Regions from separate parts of the Homo sapiens genome. Here region 1 is linked to region 2. A link is an interaction called in ENCODE POLR2A ChIA-PET data of the cell type or tissue named here. Cell type or tissue: Panc1. All regions are shown on one strand. Region 1 overlaps UBN2 (ubinuclein 2). Region 2 overlaps IFT56 (intraflagellar transport 56).

Evidence for each region. Peaks named below come from ENCODE experiments on the same cell type or tissue, not always from the same donor. Only the 100,000 strongest peaks of a DNase experiment are listed, where the experiment ranks them.
Region 1: POLR2A ChIA-PET joins it to region 2 with 6 read pairs; 2 of 35 experiments call an interaction of 5 or more read pairs at or near these places.

Annotation. Positions count from the first base shown.
Region 1 is chr7:139,241,021-139,246,020 of GRCh38, forward strand. The region is part of intron 2 of UBN2 (ubinuclein 2); the gene reads left to right. Among named protein-coding and RNA genes, the nearest start is that of UBN2, 12 kb to the left of the region's middle. In Panc1, no CTCF peak of the experiment used is centred here; a DNase peak (open chromatin) is centred at 2,161.
Region 2 is chr7:139,164,238-139,169,237 of GRCh38, forward strand. IFT56 (intraflagellar transport 56) reads left to right here. Exons shown (of 18, transcript NM_024926.4): 9 at 895-997; 10 at 2,603-2,658; 11 at 4,107-4,160. Among named protein-coding and RNA genes, the nearest start is that of IFT56, 33 kb to the left of the region's middle. In Panc1, no CTCF peak of the experiment used is centred here; no DNase peak of the experiment used is centred here.

The sequences.
Region 1 (5,000 bases), 77 kb after region 2:
TTAAGGCTCCAAAATGTTTAGGCAAAACATCTTGGTTTCCAATTCAGTTTTTAGATAGTCTGTAGGTAATATATGCCTTTTATGAGGCCACCTATACTCTATACTCAGGAGTAGGATGCTTCAATTTGATGGGTATAGACTTGTTATCTTAGCCTTCTAGGACATAGGATAACCTATAATTGTTGGAAGATTTCTCTTAGTGATTTTTTTCTCACTCCATTACCCCAGCCGTTCTGAAAGATCATACTGTCCTAGAATTGGATATAAATTCACTAATCTAAATGAAAGCACCTAACACAATACCTTGTGCCTAGCAGGGGCTCAGTTAAGACTCTTTGAATCTGAATGACTCTCTGAATAGGAAGACATATATTCTGCCAGGCATTTATTAATAATCATGAAATCACATTATAACTTTAAAATCTGCTTACTGTGCTATATAGACCTTGAATACTATCTTTCACACTTAGTTCTATGTGGTTTTGGGCTCTCAGAGCCCTAGTAGTTTCATACTTCTTTTAAAAAGAAGGGTAAGGGTAGATTTGATAGTAGAAAAGTAATTCTGAGCAGTCTTATAAATAAAACAGTTGACCAAATGGAATAACACTGTTTTCACTCAAAGACAAATTATTCTTCTAAATACTCTTGATTTTCTTGAGACCCTGTCTCTAATAAGAATAAGAATAATAAAATCAGCTAGGTGAAGCGGCCCGTGCCTGTAATCCCAGCACTTTGGGAGGCTGAGGTGGGCAGATCACCTGAGGTCAGGAGTGCAGCCAGCCTGGCCAACATGGTGAAACCTTTCTATCTCTACTAAAAATACAAAAATTAGCTGGGCATGGTGGTGGGTACCTATAATTCCAGATATTCGGGAGACTGAGGCAGGAGAATCCCTTGAACCCAGGAGGCAGAGATTGCAGTGAGCCGAAATCACGCCGTTGTACTCCAGCCTGGCGACAAGAGCGAGAATCCAGCTCCCCCCCCCAAAAAAAGTCTTGATTTTCTTTTGTATAACTTGTAAAAGTGAGTCTTTCCAGATAATGTTTTAAAGAATGGCAGTATCTTGGAATAACTAATTTCTGATGAGTAACATCTTCACAGTAAATACTACTCGGCTAAGTGGAAAGAAATATAATTTTGTCTTAAAATAATTATAGATTATTGTTTTAAACTGTCTTCAAATGTGAAACTGATACCAAGTAGTTAGTTTTGAAAGCATTTGTGTACTGTTTCTGGGAGTTGTAAGAATCATATCAATTACTCATATTATTTTAGTTGATCATCCACACTTGCTGAGGGGTTAGAGCTTCCTTGGGAACTTCATAGGCTGGTTAACCTGTTTGTTTTGGCCTTATGTGAGGTCTGGTCCCTAAGGATCATCTCGATGTAGAGCTTTGGGCAAACTTGTTGACACCACCACAAAGTAAATTCTACTTGCAAAACACAAATACCAGTGGATTTAGGGTTTTGTAGACCAATAATAGTATGATATTACATGTACAATAAAAACATAAAATAATCTTTTAAAGCAAACTGGGGGAGGGGAGAGGGCCTTAAAGGGCAAGGAGGAATTCCTAGCTCAAATAATAATTTCTTTATTGCAGTTACCCATTCTGATCACTTGCTGTGACATGCCCTTTTAATTCCTTGGCCTCTTTGAATTGAATAAATTCTCTTCAGCCTTCTTTAATGCCTTAGGAACAATTGAGAATCAGCAGTTTTAGGGTATTTAGGAGGAAGGACTGGTATCCATATGTGGTGATTATAGAAGTTGTGTATACTATTTTTGTGCTGTGTAGTCAGCTCTTGGCTGTATTTCCACTGCCTTGAAACTCAGCTCCTTTCTATTGGTAGGTTGAAGAAATGGGCACAGATGTAAAGAGATAAGGTGGCAGGGCTGGGACAAGTAGGGAGTCTTGTGACGACAGGATGTTTTCTTCTCACTTATAGGACTGGTGTGTTTTTTAGTAATCAGGGTCATTCTTGCTCTGTCTACTAGAGGTTATCAATGAATGTTGGTTTTTAGTTTGGTTTACTATTAGCTGGAGGCAATTTGGGGTCAGGGGGTCTAGTACTAAGAACATCTTGTTTGTTTGTTTTCCAGTTGAGTGTTACACTGTAATGAGGCTGCATTGGCCTAAAACACTGATTGTCAGGTTAAGCAAGTACTAATGACTCAGTAAGGAATATTCTTCTGAGTCACAGGGAGCTAGTACCTAGAACAGTAGATAAGAAGAAAGTTCTTCACTTTAGATATAGCAAAATTCAAGGGTTTTTTTTTGTTCTTGTTGTTTGGAAAATAAGTTTTGATTTTTATAAGATCTACTTAATTTATAAACTGTGTAATATCAACTGCAGAGGTTCAGAGAATTTATCAAGTAAGACTTTGATTCTGTTGCAGTAAGGGTACTGAAAAAGAGAGTAATTCAACAGAAGTCTTTCTAGTAGGGAAGATAGTATAATCCTTTGCCAATGTAACTTGAGTTTCTTTAGGTTAAATTTTAATATTTGTGAATTAATTTATATGTACCTTTCTGGCAACTGCCAAAAGTTTGGTTCCAGCTTATACAATTTACACATTATTGAATTTTAGCACAGTTAGGGAACTGGAGGGTGGAGAATAGATATGGGGTGGTAAGGCAGGAGGCAGGTCAGGGTTAGAAGTTTTCCAGGAAGGCCACAAGTGAGGAAAAGCAAACTGTACCTAGAAAACTACTCTAATGGCCTCTGTGATGAAGGAGGGAACTGGAGATTGTGCCTTATAGTTGGCAAAAATCTATTTATAAGTGGAGCAATGCCTTTGGAACTCTGGTTGTTGGAGAGTGAGTTAAGAAAGAGCTACTCAGGTTTGGGTGTGTCAAATACACGTTTTCCAAAACTCTTTCCCCACAGTGGGACTGGAAAGTAGAGCCAAATGAGGAGGAGTTCAAAACTTTGGTAGTGAACATTTGGTGGGCCAAACCTAATAAAATAACATTTATTGAGTGGGTAGTACATGTCCTTAATAAAACTCGGAAGATACAAAAGCTAATGATAGAAAGTAAATCTCCTTCCTACCCCTGACTCCCAGCTAACCAGGTCACTCCTTAGAGACACTGTGAGTTTCTTGCCCCAGAGAGCTATGTGTATGTGGGCAGTCACATATTTCAAAGATTTTTTTTTGTTACTGTTCACTGTAAGAGGATATATAAATACAGATAAATGAAAAGATCAAAATAAAAATCAGCAAATCACCTGTAAGTCCACTGCCAGGCAGAACCACTGTGAATAGTTTGATAGTTGAAAGTGTATCCTTTCAGGAGTTTTAAAAATCCATGTGCAATTACGTTTGTACTTTCTTACACTATAAAAAAATTTTTTTAAGAGCCTAGTGTGGTGGCTCACACCTGTGATCCCAGCTACTTGGGAGGCTGAGGCAGAGAAGATAAATGTCTTGAGCCTAGGAGTTCAAGACCAGCCTGGGCAACATAGCAAGACCCCATCTCTTAAAAAAAAAGTTAGATCACCTGAGCAATACATGAATATGTTCCTTTTATTAAAAACAAATTCAAATAATACATATTACATCAAAGTCTTCCTGCACCACTGCTTCCAGTTCTATCCCTTCTCTGTCGTAATGACCATGGTTATCTGCTTGTTGTGTATTCTTTGAGCATTTTATACATATCTATAGATATATATTGCTATGTTTTGTTTTTCATAGATGAGAATATCCTGTTCATATGATAGTGTAAGAAACAATATCTTGTTATTTAGCTATTGTCTCCATAATAACCAGTTAAGTTGAGGACCTTTTCAAATGCTTAGTGAACATTGATAGCACCTTTTCGTGAATAGCCTGAGCTGTACATAACATTTAGGAAACTCTTCTTGTTACCTTCTATATTAATAAATACTCTCTATCACAATTTTTTAAAATTTATTTATTTATTTTGGAGACAAGGTCTTCATCACCCAGACTGGAGTGCCGTGATGTGATCATAGCTCACTGCAGCCTTGACCTTCTGGGCTCAAGCGATCCTCCCACCTCAGCCTCCCAAGTAGCTGGGACTACAGGCACGCATCACCATGCCCAGCTTTTTTTTTTTTTTTTTTTTTTTTGAAAAACAGGATTTCACCATGTTTCCCAGGCTGGTCTTGAACTCCTGGGCTCAAGCGATCAACCTGCTTCAGCCTCCCAAAGTGCTGGGATTATAGGCATGAGCCACCTCGCCCAGCCTACCACATTATTCTTCAATGGCTATTAACATTGAATGGATATGTGATAGTTTGTATAATTTACACTTTTATAATTGATATGCTTTGTGAAGACCTTATACCTGTAAGATCATTTTGAGGGGAAGCATTTTGGTCAGATTAATACTATTATGATCAAATAAAGCTTTAAGTCTTTTATTTGCTCCCCTTGATAAGATTTATACTTATTTAACAATACTAATCATTTTACTACTTAGATTAGATTATGGACTCAGAACTATTATGGTTTCTGGTGGCAACAAACTAGTCACTTTGGCTAGACATAGATGTTCCTAAATCTCTAATTACCCATAAATTGTTTGCACTTCTACATATATCTGATTGTGCCCATTACAACAGAACCTGTTTGTTTAGTTTTCCCAGGTAAATCTCATAGGCAGCTATTTATGCCTAGACAAAAAATATGTTAGGAGATCAAAAAAGATCGTCATTGTGATTTTAATGAGAAAGCATCCTGGAGAAAAGATTGAAAATGTAGGCTGATATGAGAAAGCTGGGAGGATTAAGTGAGTAGCAGGAGACTATCCCAGATGGGGAGAAAGCACAAGGAACAGTAAGAAGGTGTGTTTGGGGGAGAGTTGGTAGACAGTTTGAATGGATGAAGTGTTCATGTTGGAAAATTGTAAGAAAAAAGTTGGAAAGGTGGTTTGAGTCAACATGTACAAGGCATTTAACTGGTGCCATGTTAAGGGTTTTCAATTCTTATAGGTGGAGTGCTTTTGAAGCATTTTGAGCAGGGGAAA
Region 2 (5,000 bases):
AAATATGTGCCATTTAGCCCACTTTTGCTCATTTAATCCTCATAATAACCTGAAAGGTAGGCATTACTAATGCCATTTAGAGATGAGGAAACAGGCTCAGAAAGGTTATATAAATTCCTTTATGGAGTTTTTGATGCAGAATGTCTGCCTAGAAAAGAGTTTTGTTAATTATTGGGTACTTTAGGAGTTTTCTGCAGTTCTTATGAAGAGGAAAAGAGAAGTACACAATAAGGGTTATGCTTTTATTCTATTTCTCATAGTTATAATTTTATTTTTAACTCTTTTTAATTTAAATGTTTGTGAGTATACAGTAGGTGTATATTGTTATAATTTAGATCACGGCTTTCTTTCAATGAAGTCAAGGTCATATGCATCAATAGAGCTTCAAAAATATATTTGTCCTTTCAAAAAATAACCAAGTGCTGACTATACTAGTCGCAGTTCTCGGGGCTAGGAATACACAGTAAATGCAAAGTTCCTTGCCATATCGAGCTTATATTCTGGTGGATGTAACAGATAAACAGATAAAGAAATATACAATAAAATAAAGATATAAGGGCTATGAATAAAAAAGAAGGGCAAGGGTATAGAGAGAGTGATAATGGAGGTAGGTTTTACATAGGGTTAAAAATAAAATGTTTAATTATGACAAGGCTGTTAAGAAGGATCAAAAGCAGAGAGGAGAGAAAAGAAGAGAGAAGGTAAGAAGCATAGGGATTAGGTAGGCAATAATAAATTCAGCCAATAGTAAAAGTTCTCAATATATCAACTGATTCCCAGAGCTATTTTAGTTGAATATCATGAACCCAGTTATATATGCCAGCTCCTTAAACATTGTCACCAATAAATATATACATCATTGTTGCCATAATAGCATGATTTCTGTATCTCTAGGTTGTTTTCCGAGGAGGTGAAGGGGCTTTGCAGGTTTTACCTCCCCTAGTTGATGTCATTCCTGAAGCTAGGCTAAACTTGGTGATTTACTACCTTCGTCAAGGTAAGAAAAATTTGTCCTGGTCTTACTTACAATGAGATATTTTAGAATAGTTAAATATGTCTGATGGAACTATTTGCTTCACTTTTTAAATCCATACTTCCAAAAATATATTTGCAACAAGTTCATAGAACAAGTTTATTGGTGGTTATTTGTTGTGCCTTTTTTTATCCTCTTTCCTCTTCTGTCGCTTCCTACCTTCTCCCTCATTCTGTTTTTTCTTTTTTCCTTTTATTTTGCTATCCTTTATTCTCTATCCATTCTTTCTTTTTCATTGTTTTTCCTCCCCTTCCCTTACAGTTCTTTTTTCTTTTTCTAGTTTCCCCCACTGCATTATGTACATTCACATTTTCTTGTGTCTTTTGAAAAAAGTATTAACTGTTTCTTATTTGCTTTGATTGTCTGCCTTTCCGTTTCTTTGTACCCCAGGCTGCTTATGAGAAATACTATGATTCAAAGAGGATGTGATATTTATTGCCCCTAAGTAAGATTGAAATTGTCAGACACACGCCTAAAGCAGCCTTTTCTAACAGCTATGAGTACAGGGTAGCAGCCACCATGCATTTGTGGTGGCATTTGGTCATGGGCCCTGGACTAACAATGTGGGCCTTCTTAGGTGCATGGCAGAAACCAACCAGGACAACATATTCCTCATGGAGGAAAATGTATTTATTAAAATAAGAATATGAACTTGCAAACAGTCCTACTTTATTTTATTTGTTTATTTATTATTATTATTCTTTTGAGACGGAGTCTTACTCTGTCGCCCAGGCTGGAGTGCAGTGGCGTGATCTCCGCTCACCGCAACCTCTGCCTCCAAGTTTCAAGCAATTCTCCTGCCTCAGCCTCCCAAGTAGCTGGGATTACAGGCATGCGCCACCATGCCTGGCTAATTTTTGTATTTCTAATAGAGACGGGGTTTCGCCATGTTGGCCAGGCTGGTCTTGAACTCCTGATCTCAGGTGATCCGCCTGCCTCAGCTTCCCAAAGTGCTGAGATTACAGGTGTGAGCCACCGTGCCCGGCCTCTCTTTTATATAAAAGCAAAAAGAAATATGTTTTGGACAAGAATGAAATAAACAGCTTATATATTTTATAAATTATTTTTATTATGGAAAATTTCAAACATAGACAAAAATAAATGGTACAATAAACACCCAAATACTCACCCTGGATTCAGCACTTTTCAAGATATTTCCAGTCTTCTTTTTTCATCACCTCTTTTTTGTTCCTGAAATGTTTTAAAGCAAATCTCAGACTTCATGTCATTTAATTCCTATATACTTAATATATATATATATGTATCTCTTTTTTAAAGAAATCATTGCTTTTCTTATCTAATACAATGCCATTGGCATAGAATGCCTCATCCATGTTCTTAGCTTCAACAATTTTTAAGGTACTTCATGGCTTAATATGAGTTTTCTAAGGATATTTGGTTATTTTTAGCATAACTACTCAACACCGAACATGGAGAGTTAGAAGACAGATAAAACAGATCATATTTCCCATGAATATTTAAGTACTGAAGGATCTTATCTTTTGGGAGGACTGCTTCAGGAGGGTTTTCTGGAATACAGACTAGTATAATTACTTTGTTGTATTTCAGATGATGTACAAGAAGCTTATAACTTAATTAAGGATCTGGAACCTACTACTCCTCAGGTAACTGAGAATGTTTTATATTTTTACTAACCAAGTTCTGCTAAAAGTGGAACTTCAGAAATTTAGTTGGAAGTCATATTAGAGAAGATTAGGCAGACTCCTGCCTGTAGAATCCCAGGAAAAGACCATATGTATTCATTCAGGAATGTTATATGCGACTTGTGATATGAGAATGAATGTTCTAGGCTTTTTGATGTTTTTAAACTCCCTTATATGTAGTCATTTTGTCAAAAAGGGTAAGGAAATTTGGAAAATTCCTTTAGTATTTGGAAATATGAAAATTTAGAATTCTGATGAAAATAACAACTAGATACATGCAATTATCTCATAAATTGTCTGTAACTTGTCTTTCTTCCCCATTGGATCGTTAACTCCTTGTAGTCAGGGACTGTGTCTATATTGTATCTCTAACACTATGTGCATAAAGTATATAGTAAACATTCCATTTATTGAATGAAAGACTGAATGAAAAATATTTCCAGACCCCATGGAGTTTAAACAAGTATATTTCTCAAGTATATTAAAAGATTGAGCTTCTTTCATGCTGTTCTTTGTGAGCTCTCTTAAATGAAAGATTGATAAAGCTGCTAGCTAGGGAGGGTATCTATTAAAGAATTGATCCAAGTCTGAAAAAAGGGATAGAAGTGAGGCCCCAGGACTCCAAAAGAGAGAATACCTTATAAATGGATATCAGAGGACACTTTTTTTTTATTTAGGAAAAGGATTACTAGCAAAGAAAAGTTACTATAACATTGGAAAGGGGCCAGGAGTGGTGGCTCACACCTGTAGTCCCAGCACTTTGGGAGGCCAAGGCAGGTGGATCACCTGAGGTCCAGAGTTCGAGACCAGCCTGGCCAACATGGTGAAACCCCGTCTCTACTACAAATACAAAAAAATTAGCCGGGTGTGGTGGCTGGGGCCTGTAATCCCAGCTACTCGGGAGGCTGAGGTAGGAGAATTGCTAAAACCCTGGGGGTGGAGGTTGCAGTGGGCTGAGATCACGCCACTGTACTCCAGCCTGGGCGACAGAGCAAGACTCGGTCTCAAAAAAAAAAAAAAATTGGAAAAGAAAAATAATATATATGATATGGTCACAGAGAATGGCAGTGGTTGAGAAGGTAATAAAAATTATTATATCAACATTTTACTTTTTTTTCCATAGAATTGAAATAAAATGAAACTTATCTGCTGGAGCTTCCACTAAATTATTTTTGCTTAAGATTGAGAATTTACAAATATGGTAAATTTTGTTATATAGATACTTGGCTGCTGGAAACTAAATGAGTGTCTCCTAATTCTTTTATTCAAGCCAGGGATAGAACAGAGAAAAGTAACTGTGGGTAATCTTTGATACTTTATATAAAGTATTGAGTTAATGCAAGGAGTTAATTTGAAAATGATCTCATAGCTCCACATTCCTCTTAATCAGTGTTATTCCATGTTTCTAGGAGTATATTCTCAAAGGAGTGGTCAATGCAGCCCTTGGCCAGGAAATGGGTTCAGTGAGTATGAAATCACTGATAATCTATAGGTTGCAAAGTTATAAGTGTATGGAAGAGAACAAAATGACTATCAAAGTGCAAGCAGCAATAGGCTCTCCTGTAGCTCCTTTTATTTCTCCATATCCCCCAATCCAGACTCCACTGAGAAAAGAATGTTATGTTATTTAGAGACAAAAAAAAAAAACAAAAAAAAAACTTGTAACCCTAAAGACTCCTGCTTGTTTAAAAGGGTCCAATTTTTAAATAGCAACTTATTTAATAACTAACTTAAAAATCATTGCGCAACTTCATTCTTATTTGCAGCGACTTTTTTTAAACTTACATATATCTAGCTATAATTTTGGCATCTGTAAAGTAGGGAAAATTGTTTCTCTGGAGAAGTTATTTTTATAAACACCAAAACACTGTCTAAAATTAAGCTCTTATCCATCTTAATACAGCGTTCTTTGTTCTTTTTGGAACAAAATGGGATACAAATAAATCTTTTTATCTCAAGTTCATTCTGCAGTGCCTTGTATAGTAGATAGGCAGCAAATATTTATTAAATAAATGAGTTTAATAAATACTCCTTGTTATATCTACAGCTCCTGTTCCAAGGTCTGATATATGGTAAAAGAGCAATAGGTATTTGTAGAATGATTGAGTTCATTTAATGAAGTTTTAGGATAGAATTTAAGGATTTGATTCTTTTTCTTCTCCTCTGCCTGTCCCTGCACAGGTTTTAATTCAGTTTCGGGTCTAGTTGTTATGTTAATGAGAATTAGTATTGTTTGGGGCAAGATTTAAAACAAAGGTATATTTAAATCCTGACAAATATGTTAGAACCATATAGTATAATAA